3 separate regions of the Homo sapiens genome follow, and all the other regions are linked to region 1. The links are chromatin contacts, found by Hi-C or POLR2A ChIA-PET in ENCODE. All regions are on one chromosome and are shown on one strand. The core of a region is the stretch at or near the end of the contact, and the rest is flanking DNA. Distances in the headings are between cores, read along the strand shown. Region 1 overlaps PRDM5 (PR/SET domain 5). Region 2 overlaps PRDM5 (PR/SET domain 5). Region 3 holds the start of PRDM5 (PR/SET domain 5).

Region 1 (3,149 bases), core at 384-2,883:
GTCTCAGGCACAGGAGAAGCTTACATTCCATTACCTAGCTACATCTGATATTAATATATTCTTAGAGTAGTTCCTTATATGTGGTATATGACAGGAAGAACACTTTATCAAGACTATCTTCTGGCTTTGGCTTGGCCGCTCTGAGGCTCTGTCACCTTGGGGAAGCCTCTTATCATCAGTACTCTTATTTTATCTGTAAAATGATAGAGTTGGACTTTATAATCTCATCCCTTCTAGAGCTAGACTCAATCACAAGTGAAATAAACTCATCTTTAGGGGAGTCTAGTTAATGAATTTAAAAGGAAAAGTACATATAGAGGCTGATCTGATTACTGCTTTCCCTCTCAGACCTCACCCTACTAAAGCAAAGCATGGTATGGAATTAAGAGAAATACTTAACTAGGATTCCTATGAAAAGCTGGAATATACAACCTTGTAAGGTTGAGAGGCCCATTCTCCAAAATTACATAGCGTAACATAAGCCATGCTTTGATAAGATTTTATCAATGTGACTACTTCTGTACTGTGGTAATGGTTAGGACCAAATGAACTCAAGATGCCTTCCAGTCTAATTATTTCTGCTTCTATCACTACACAGAAACATTTACTCCTAGATATCTAGGCAATAAATCTAATTTTCAAATTCTCTATGACCCTTCCACATCCGGCATTATGTGTACACCTCAACCTTCTCTGATAATTTGCTCTTTGTCTCTTCTCAAGTGCCATGCCTCACTAGGATAAATCTATCCTAATGAACTCATGCATCTGAGGTTCAGTTCTGCTATTTCAAAACAGTAAAAGTCTCTTGTTTCACAAGGAAATACTAGTCCCCACTGTGTGCAAATAAATATAACTCCAGGAGAGGCCACGGGTAATTTGGTATTTCAGCTGTATCTGTATGTCGCTTAACTCAGTTTTTGTTTACTTGTTGGCAGGCTGCTATCCACATGTGGACACTGTAAGAAAAACCATGATTGTGAAATTGGCAAAGGTACAATTCATTATATTGAAAAGGTAGTAAATTGTGAAAATCCACACTATCCAGCTAACATGACTAATGGGTAATCCATGGAAAAGGGAATTATCTTCAAAACAATGCAAGGGCTTATAAATGAACAACTTATACCAGTGTAGAGGAAAAAAAAAGTCTCTGGACTGCTATCCAATAATCAATAGAAATAAAAGACAAGCGATGAAGGTGCAAAAAAGAAAACAGAATGAAACAGTAAAGATTTCATATTTAATATCCTCTCATATAAAGCTTCTTTACTAAACTCCTGAATCAGTCTTAACCTGTGTATCGATATGTCTATAGCACTCAACATACAAAGCTGACAAACATCAAGAAAAAAATCATTTCCACATTAAAATTCACAAAATGTATCTATAATCCAACAATAAAACCAAAAGTCTTTAAGACATAACTGTAATAGACAGGATTCCTGTTTATTCACTCTCTTCCCAGTAAGAGGACTTTCCCAACTTGCTATGTGACTCAGAAAGTTACCTTTGGGGAGTGGGTATACCTTATGAGTTTGGCCGGGTGACTTGCACTAACCGATGAAATGTGAACAGAAGCAAAGTGAACCACGTCCAAGTGAAAGCTTTAAAAATCATCACATTTTGGCCGCCGCTCTCTTTCCCCTCTGCCAGGAAAACACATGTCCCTGATAAGGGTTGTATCTTCAGATGCCATGTGGAGCCAAGCTGTGGACAGAGTCATAGCCTCTGGCAGCCTATACTTTGTCAGCAAGAAATAAACCTCTGTTGCTATAAACCACTAAGAGTTTAGGGTTGTTCGTTGGAGCGGTCTTCTGAGCAAAAATTGACTGAAGCAGAATAATATTCTTAAAAATTATTTTATTTGAAAATAAGAAGCAAGTGACTTGAAATCAAGGAAAATAATGTGAGGCAGAAAATGACAGATGTATTCAAAACAAAGAACAGGGCAGGATACACTGATTCATGTTCAGAGTGCATTAATCAGGTCATATAAGAAAAATGAAGTTTCAAACAACTGCAAATAAAATCTGGTTTGCTAGTCATAGCTTATAATCAGCCATACAGGGAGGAAACAGTTTAGTATGATTCCTAAAAACAGAATACTATATTAAACAAAAAAATCAAGTCTATAAGCAAAGAATATCAATCACAAATTACTAACATATATGTGTATGTATACACATATCTTTCTCTGAGGGGCTCAAGCAGAGCTAGTAATGTTTGAACCATCTCATGACACAAATCTGATATTGTGGAGAAAAGAATCAACAAAAAAGAACATAAACAGAAAAAGTTGCTACTTTTTCTTGTGATGTGAGCTTGGGAAGCAGTGGCTTTTGAAAAAAAATATATATACTTCACTTTTTTATTTAAAAATAAGTTATCAATATTGACAAACCATGAAAGTGTTGAATCAGATAGTGCTGTGGAGGAGAGGGCAGCCGTTTTATAAACAAGTGATTAGAGGGCGGACATGTTCTTATTGCAAATTTGCTTTATTTACATCAGAAGCTCTTTTAACTGACCTCCCCTTAATTAGGTCCTAAACTTAACTGACACTCTGCATACCACAAAATCTACTGAATGATGCCCCACCTGAAGTCTTCTCAATTAGGAAGCTGCTGTCTTCTTGTTTGCCCACACATTCTGTTCCTACCACCTAACTGTCAGGCATGCTTCCCACAGTCCCACGCATTCATTCCTACACCTGTTTAAAACACTGGGGACAAGTTACTTTAATCATATAATTGAACTACATTTCAAATAAAATAAAGACAGCTGAGTAAGAAAAATTCAATTGTTTCTAAGAAAATCAATTGAATGTTTTGAAAAGTCTCAACGATAAGTCTATAAAAGAAATAGCCAAATTATATGAGGCAAAACAATTATAAAAGGGGAAAATCACAACTCTAGAAGGACTCTGAACTTAGGATGCTTTGCAAGAGTCTACTTATACTACTTATAAAGAGTAAAACTGGATATTGAGTGGTTATGAAAAAATATGACAGCAAATGCTAATGAGAGAACCTATACTTAGAACCAAGAAAGCTTTGGTCATAGATCAGTAAATTGGTAAATAAATATAGATTTATAAAACTTAAGGTAAAATAAAATGTTTGAAGTATCAAGTCTATGATCCCATA
Region 2 (3,260 bases), core at 714-3,213, 76 kb before region 1:
AATAAATCATAATAACAGCTACCTCATAGAGTTGTTGTGAAGCTTAACTGAATTAATAAATGTGAAGGCCTAAAAGAGTACTGGCATGTAATTAGTGATTTTTGTGTTTATTTTTATTCATCTTAACTATCTGTATTATTCTCATTAATAACTTTATATTAAAATGAAGTAAAAAACAAATTAATTGAATTGGAAATGTCTCACCTTCTTGAGAAAACCCAAAAGATATTTTTTCCTGCAGTGATTTAAACAGCTTCTTCTGTGTTGTAATCATGTCTATCTTCAGTAATCAAGTAAAACAACATCATATGTAAATTTCTGTCAATATCACTAGTTTCTATTAAGAGGAACCAGGGCCCCTTTGCCTTTTTGTCGGCATCTTTTAAATAAATACATTATTGATACATCTGTGACAACTGCTCACATGTAAAATAACCTCCTAATCTCAAGCTAATTTAAACCTCTTTCATAATACTCATTGTGAAATATTTTGGATATTGTACATTTAAATCATACTATTATAAACAGGAATATCTGTCTAATCCTTTATGGTTTATGAAGTACTTTTATATCTAGGAAGTACTCCAATTCCTAATATTCATATAATATGAATGAATATGATACTACAAACTAGAGTGAGAAACCTGCTATAGATTTGCTTTAATAAGTGGAGAAGCTCCCTCTCTTCACCACAAAGACAAAAAGAGTATTTTCTTAAGGGGACCACAGAGGATAGCTTTTACGTGCTGCAGAACTGAAGTGGAAGGCTACAGTATTATTATACCGGGAAGAATATTATTATTATGTGTTTTCTCTAAAATTTTTATTTTATAGCTAAGGTAAAAAGTAAAATCCAGGAGAGGTTTAAATTAGAATTGTTCTAAAGGGGATTAGATAAGTCTCTTAAAATTTGAAAAAAAAAATACATCATTTACATACAGACCATACGCACTTTAAAAGGCCAAACTGAAAAGAAACTGTGAAAGATAATGCAGTGAAAAGTTGTATAGAGCAAAATCAACAATAGCTATTTAAAACAATATAAAATTTCCATGTGGAAAGTTCATTTAAAGTGTCTAATTGTGCTTAAATCGAATAGTGAGCTATGAAATGGTGGGTGATGGTGAGTAAGCTGCTTACATTTTTTTAAAAGCATGTGAAACAGATGCTTGAGTCTGGAAAAGGCATAGATAACAGAATGACAATAGTCCAGTGAGAGTGTTGACAGCAAAGGAACAAAGGGCACCCTGGGAAGAATAAGCCACAGCACTAGGCATGCCCTGTGAAGCACTGAGCTACACTTCCTTATTTTCCACCTGTCCTGGTAATTTATCTGCAATGTCTTTCTTGCAAATATACTTGCTCATCAGTATTACTTAATGGCCAAATGCTGACAAACTTGCAGACTCTATTAAAAAATGTTCCTATTACTGGTGAATATTCTGCAAGAAAAACCTTTAAATATTGTAGTATTAAAATTTTAAAATCTATTTATCTTGAAGTTCATCATTTATAACTCCTGAAAATTGAGTCCTGATTCAAAGAATAAAAACCTTTTTGAGGTTTCAATTTGTGTTTTTTTTCTTCTTTTCTTTCATTGTTTTATCTTTAAAAAAAATTATCCTGAAATATCTGTCATAAATATAGATATACAACTTCCAGTGTATTGCCTTTATTTTGTAATATAAAGTTAAATATATTTCTTTTAAAATAAGTATGGTTTTCATGATCAATATTAATGAAACAGAATATAATCTTACCCTGGTGTGAGTACGAATGTGCATCTTCAGTCCATCATTTTTACTGAATCCTTTTTCACAGTAAGGACATTGATAGGGACGCTCACCTACAAATAAAGGAAGCCTCCATGTCAGAAAAACATGAAGTAGCAGAACCAGTCCTGTGCTATCACTTCTCACACACTCAGATCCTGGCCACCGCATATGCCCTGTGCTACTTCAAGAAGTGGCTCCAGGCACAGCAGGGCAGATCCAAGCATGGGTCGTGCAGGACAGCAGTGGACTGTGGCCTCCCCTCCTGTGGAGAGGGCACTGAGCCCAGAGCACTTCCGATACTCAAAAATAAACATTTGCCAGTAGCATATTTGCTGCATATTCCTTTTAATACTTGAGACCAAATTAAATCTCCTCATTTTAAGAATTTGTTAAAAATATTTTATGTTAATCAATTTGCTCTATCACTGTACTACTCTTTAAAGGGGAATTATTTAACTGATTCATTGACACCTTGTTCTGTTTAATTTTTTTGTTTCATATAAATGAATTTGACTCAGTTAAGGCTGTGAGTTTCAAAAGAATTTCATAAAATTGGTATATGTTCAAAAGGACCATTGGTAGTTAAACTAAATAATAATTAATCCATACTTTCTGATATAATCAAATATCTCTCACCTAGAGGCTATAATTTTGAAAACAGCCAAAATGTTTTTCAAGACAAGCACACATATACACAGCACATTTCAAAAAAAATTCTACTGTGAAATGACAAAACTGTGACAAAATTTAATCTCCAAAAGGGATCTGAAGATGCCCTCTTGTCAAAGCCAAATCATTTAGGATGGACAGTAGCTCAAAATCACTAATTGATTTATTCTTTCATTTAACAATGTACTTACACAGCAGGATGCTAGACCCTGGCTGCAATCAAAGATCAATATAATAAAATATTTTCCTTCAGCTAATGTAAAACTTTTGTCTTCCCTTCAGAGCCAGGCCTTCTGACTAGCAGTGTATGTTCTTCCTCTACTCTCTCATGTTCCATTTGGTTCTGATCTTAATTCAATCTGGATATCATGTGCATTATCCCAGTCAACTCTCTCATGGGGTCAACAATGCCCCTTGTTGCTTGATCCAGTGACTACTTTTCAACAAGGCCTTCCTTGACCTCTCCCCTGTCCCTGACACTGCTTCATGAAATTGTCAGTTACATTCCTGGATCTCAAGGCTGGCCCCATTGCACAATGGCCTTGCACTGTTCTCCCCAACTTTGTTTCCAGCAGAGACATCATACGGAAGCACCTGCAGCGGTGTCCCCTGCCAAGCGACATTTTCCAGCCTCTCCTCCTTGGGGAGAAGCACCCAGGATTCTCCCTTTGGACCAGGCACTGTAAAATGGTGACAAACACCCAAAGTAGCAATAAACTAAAAACAACAATCACAACACAAACAGGAACAGGTCCCTTAAATGAGCTATCCAGACTTACCAACTTCTCTGAGACAAAATCAACCTTTGCACTAGGT
Region 3 (3,057 bases), core at 319-2,818, 92 kb after region 1:
TTAAGGAAGGTCTGTTTGAGAATTTTTCACATCTTTTAAGAATGAATTAAAAGGAGAATTTCAACTCTGTACAGACGTCATTTGGTGATGGTTGTATTTGGCCTTCAAAAAATGTTGATTTTAACATTTGGCCATTTGGCAACTATTCAATACACCTCTAATTCAGATAAATTATTTATTCCTGTTTTTAACATTTGAACATTCTCGCCAACTCCCACTTGAAAAAATAAATAAGTGGTTTATTTTCTCCAATTTTGCCCTGAAGGATGACTGGAGATCATGTTGTCAGTGGAGCCCTTTTTGGGGATTACTAGCACTTTCTACTACTCTTCACCAGCTCTTTAGGTCAGAGGCAAAGGGGAGAGGGTTATATGCAGATGAAAGGCACCCTAGTGTCTCTACTGCATCCTCTGAACCTCTTGTTAACATACCTTACCTGAACAAGCCTGTTCTTGCCCAAACCTCCATCTTACAAAATATCTACTAAGAAAAGGGGGCGAGGACGGCTAGGACGACTCTAACAAGTTATAATATTATAAGATCAAATCCAAAGAGCTGGACTTTTCCTGTGGCCTCTCTTCCTAGGCCTTTGCTTTCAACATCCAACACTTTCAGGCCCTTCCTGTACGAACTGAGCAATGTGCTTCCTCTCATCACATGCCTGTAACTTTCTGGCTGGAGAGATCGAACCGATGTTGGAGACAAATTAAAAAAAAAAAGAGCGGAGAAAAAAGGTATAGACACTCAAAGATCATCTGGTTGGCACCTCCCTGAAGGCACATATAATACATTCCAGAAGGAGGGAAGGAAATCCTGGGCGTATGAATGAGATTCTACGGCCTGCGTGGAGCGGCGCTCTGGGCTGCTCCTCCCATCCCCGCATGGAAAGTTAGGCGTTTCTAGCCACATTAATTCATCCTAAAGGAAAAGAGGCGACAGCGGAGCAGCGTGCGCGCGGGGGAAAACACCCGCCCACGCGTGCCTTCGCCAACGCAAAGACGCAGCTCACACCCGTAACCGAGGAAGAGGGAGGCTCCCGCCGCGCTCACTTCCTGCGGGAGAGAGGAAAGACATCTTGCGGCAGGGAGGCCGGTGGCAGTTCCGCCCCTGGACCGGCCGGCAGCGGAGCGCACCCCGCCGCCACCTACGTGGCGCTGCCTGCTCGGGTGGCGCAGCGAGTAAAGGCCACCCCCGCCGTGCCCCGCGGTCCCCGGCCTTCCCACGGACGCCTGGCCCGGCCCGGGCGAGGGGCGACCGGGGTGAAGCCCGCCGCGCCCCGGGCCCTGCGGCAGGGCGACTCCGGGAGGCACAGGGCGCGCGAGGTGCAGGGGCGCGCAGGCCGCCGCCGGGTCACCCACCTTTCGCACTCTGCGGGCCGTGTAGAGCCCCATGCCGTCCTGAACCCGGGAGGACTTCAGGGAGAACCTGTCCGGCACGTACATGCCCAGCATTTTCCCGGGCGCGGCGGCCGCCGCCTCTCTCAACACCGGCGCTTAGCGCCCGGCAGGCGGCACATCGAAATTTGGGGTGCCAGGGTAGAGGGGAGAAACCGGCAGGGAAGGAGGAAATGGAGTTTTCCTCCCAGAATCCCCACCTCCCTGCCGATTCCAGGATCCCCCGCGGCTCAGCCCCTCCTCGTCCCGGGTCGGGCTCGGCCCGGATCCGTTCCTGCCATTCCTGCTGCGGGGGCGCGGGGGGCGCGGGCCTGGGCGCTGCGGGCGCCGGGACGCCGCTCGCTGATTGGCCCGAAGTTGGCGGCTCTGACCCGCGCCCGGGCGCGAAGCCCGGAGCAGGGCTGACCCCAGGGCCTCAAACCCGGAGGCCCGCGAGCTGCGCGGGCCGTCAGCACCCCTAGCCCCGGCGCGGCGGCGTGCGTTCCCGCCTTTGTCCAGCTCTGGGTTTTCAAACCTTGCCCCGCTGAACCATTACTCCCTGTAGGGGAGTCTCGCTTGCTTCTCTTCAGATGCAAAACGAAATGGACCTTCACACAGCTGGGGCATCCTCCAAAACAACTTTATCAAGTTCCTGACTCTGAAAGCCAGCTTATTGCCGACTACTGAGAACGAACCCTGCGGTCTAGGAAATTTCCGTGCTTCTCACATTTGAGTTATGCGTCTTTGCTTTTTTTCACGTTTGTTGCAGAGGCTAGAACTTAATAAGGGATCGCAAAGTATGTTGATTAACGTACGGAAAAATATGTTGCAAACAATTTAATGTTTTAAGCACTAGAAACTAGATATTTTATGGTAACATAACCTCTGGGAAGTTCTTATACTTCTCAAGGTACAATATTCCTGAGACCTCCCTTGCTTGATAATCATTAGACGTATTACGGATTTTCAGACATACGGAAGTGGATTTGTGGGAGACAGGAGGGGACACCCAAACAATAGCATCTGGTGTCACAACAATGCAATAAAGTCACAAGTCTTGTTTTAGTGTTTTTAATAAGCTGTTAGGCTGTGCAGTGTGCCCAGGACCTTTAAAAGCCTGTTTCATCCTTCAAAGTGATCCTGGGGTCATCTACTCATTTCTCTTGATATTTATGGTAATTTTCTACTCTAGGGTCTTTTCTCGGAAACCATTTGATGTTCTTAATTGATGTTCTCATAAACCATTAAAAGCACACACAAAAGTTTGACAAAATTACAGACTACACACACACACCATGGAAACGATTCCTGTTTCTGCAGGAAACCCTTGGAACATAGTTCCTAAGCAGATTTTTTTTTTTTTTTTTTTTTGACAGGGTCTAGCTATGTCTCCCAGGTTGATCTTGAACTCCTGGGCTTAAGGGATCCTCCGGCGGCGTTGGCCTCCTGAAGTGCTGGGATTACACACTTGAGCTACCACACCCGGCCCCTATGTAGATTTTGATTCAAGTTTGGAAAAAGGTTTAAAAAACAAGAACAAAAGGCATTATGGGAAAAAAAAATCATGTAGTGGCAATATTCGGAGACTTTAAGGAACACAGTAAATGATGACATGATCCTCTTTCTAAGAAATGTAAGTTTAGCTTTCACAGCAGGGAGAGGAACACTTAGCCACTCTGTGAGT

The links. A loop is a pair of places that touch in the nucleus more often than their neighbours do. ChIA-PET counts read pairs that join two places held with the same protein, here RNA polymerase II (POLR2A). Pooled maps may share reads with other maps.
Region 2: a loop to region 1 is called in a pooled map, with 4 times the contacts of the local background. The contact joins two enhancer-like sites. A Hi-C loop is called at or near these places in 1 of 168 maps with a recorded cell type or tissue (chondrocyte), 3 of 37 single-sample maps with no recorded cell type and 6 of 50 pooled maps. POLR2A ChIA-PET finds 5 or more read pairs at or near these places in 1 of 52 experiments (OCI-LY7).
Region 3: a loop to region 1 is called in a pooled map, with 2.4 times the contacts of the local background. The contact joins the promoter of PRDM5 here to the enhancer-like site in region 1. A Hi-C loop is called at or near these places in 2 of 168 maps with a recorded cell type or tissue (IMR-90 and heart left ventricle) and 6 of 50 pooled maps. POLR2A ChIA-PET finds 5 or more read pairs at or near these places in 2 of 52 experiments (OCI-LY7 and activated CD4-positive, alpha-beta T cell).

What each region holds. Positions count from the first base shown.
Region 1 is chr4:120,828,723-120,831,871 of GRCh38, forward strand. The region is part of intron 3 of PRDM5 (PR/SET domain 5); the gene reads right to left. Among named protein-coding and RNA genes, the nearest start is that of PRDM5, 92 kb to the right of the region's middle. Within about 2 kb of position 1,634, at least 3 of the 41 ENCODE cell types and tissues checked have a DNase peak (open chromatin) inside an H3K27ac peak, as active enhancers do.
Region 2 is chr4:120,752,793-120,756,052 of GRCh38, forward strand. It overlaps PRDM5 (PR/SET domain 5), which reads right to left. Exons shown (of 16, transcript NM_018699.4): 14 at 1,761-1,846. Among named protein-coding and RNA genes, the nearest start is that of PRDM5, 170 kb to the right of the region's middle. Within about 2 kb of position 1,964, at least 2 of the 41 ENCODE cell types and tissues checked have a DNase peak (open chromatin) inside an H3K27ac peak, as active enhancers do.
Region 3 is chr4:120,921,158-120,924,214 of GRCh38, forward strand. PRDM5 (PR/SET domain 5) reads right to left here and starts at 1,569. Exons shown (of 16, transcript NM_018699.4): 1 at 1,359-1,569. The coding sequence starts at 1,451. LOC105377399 (a long non-coding RNA gene) reads left to right here and starts at 1,779. Exons shown (of 2, transcript XR_001741804.2): 1 at 1,779-2,170.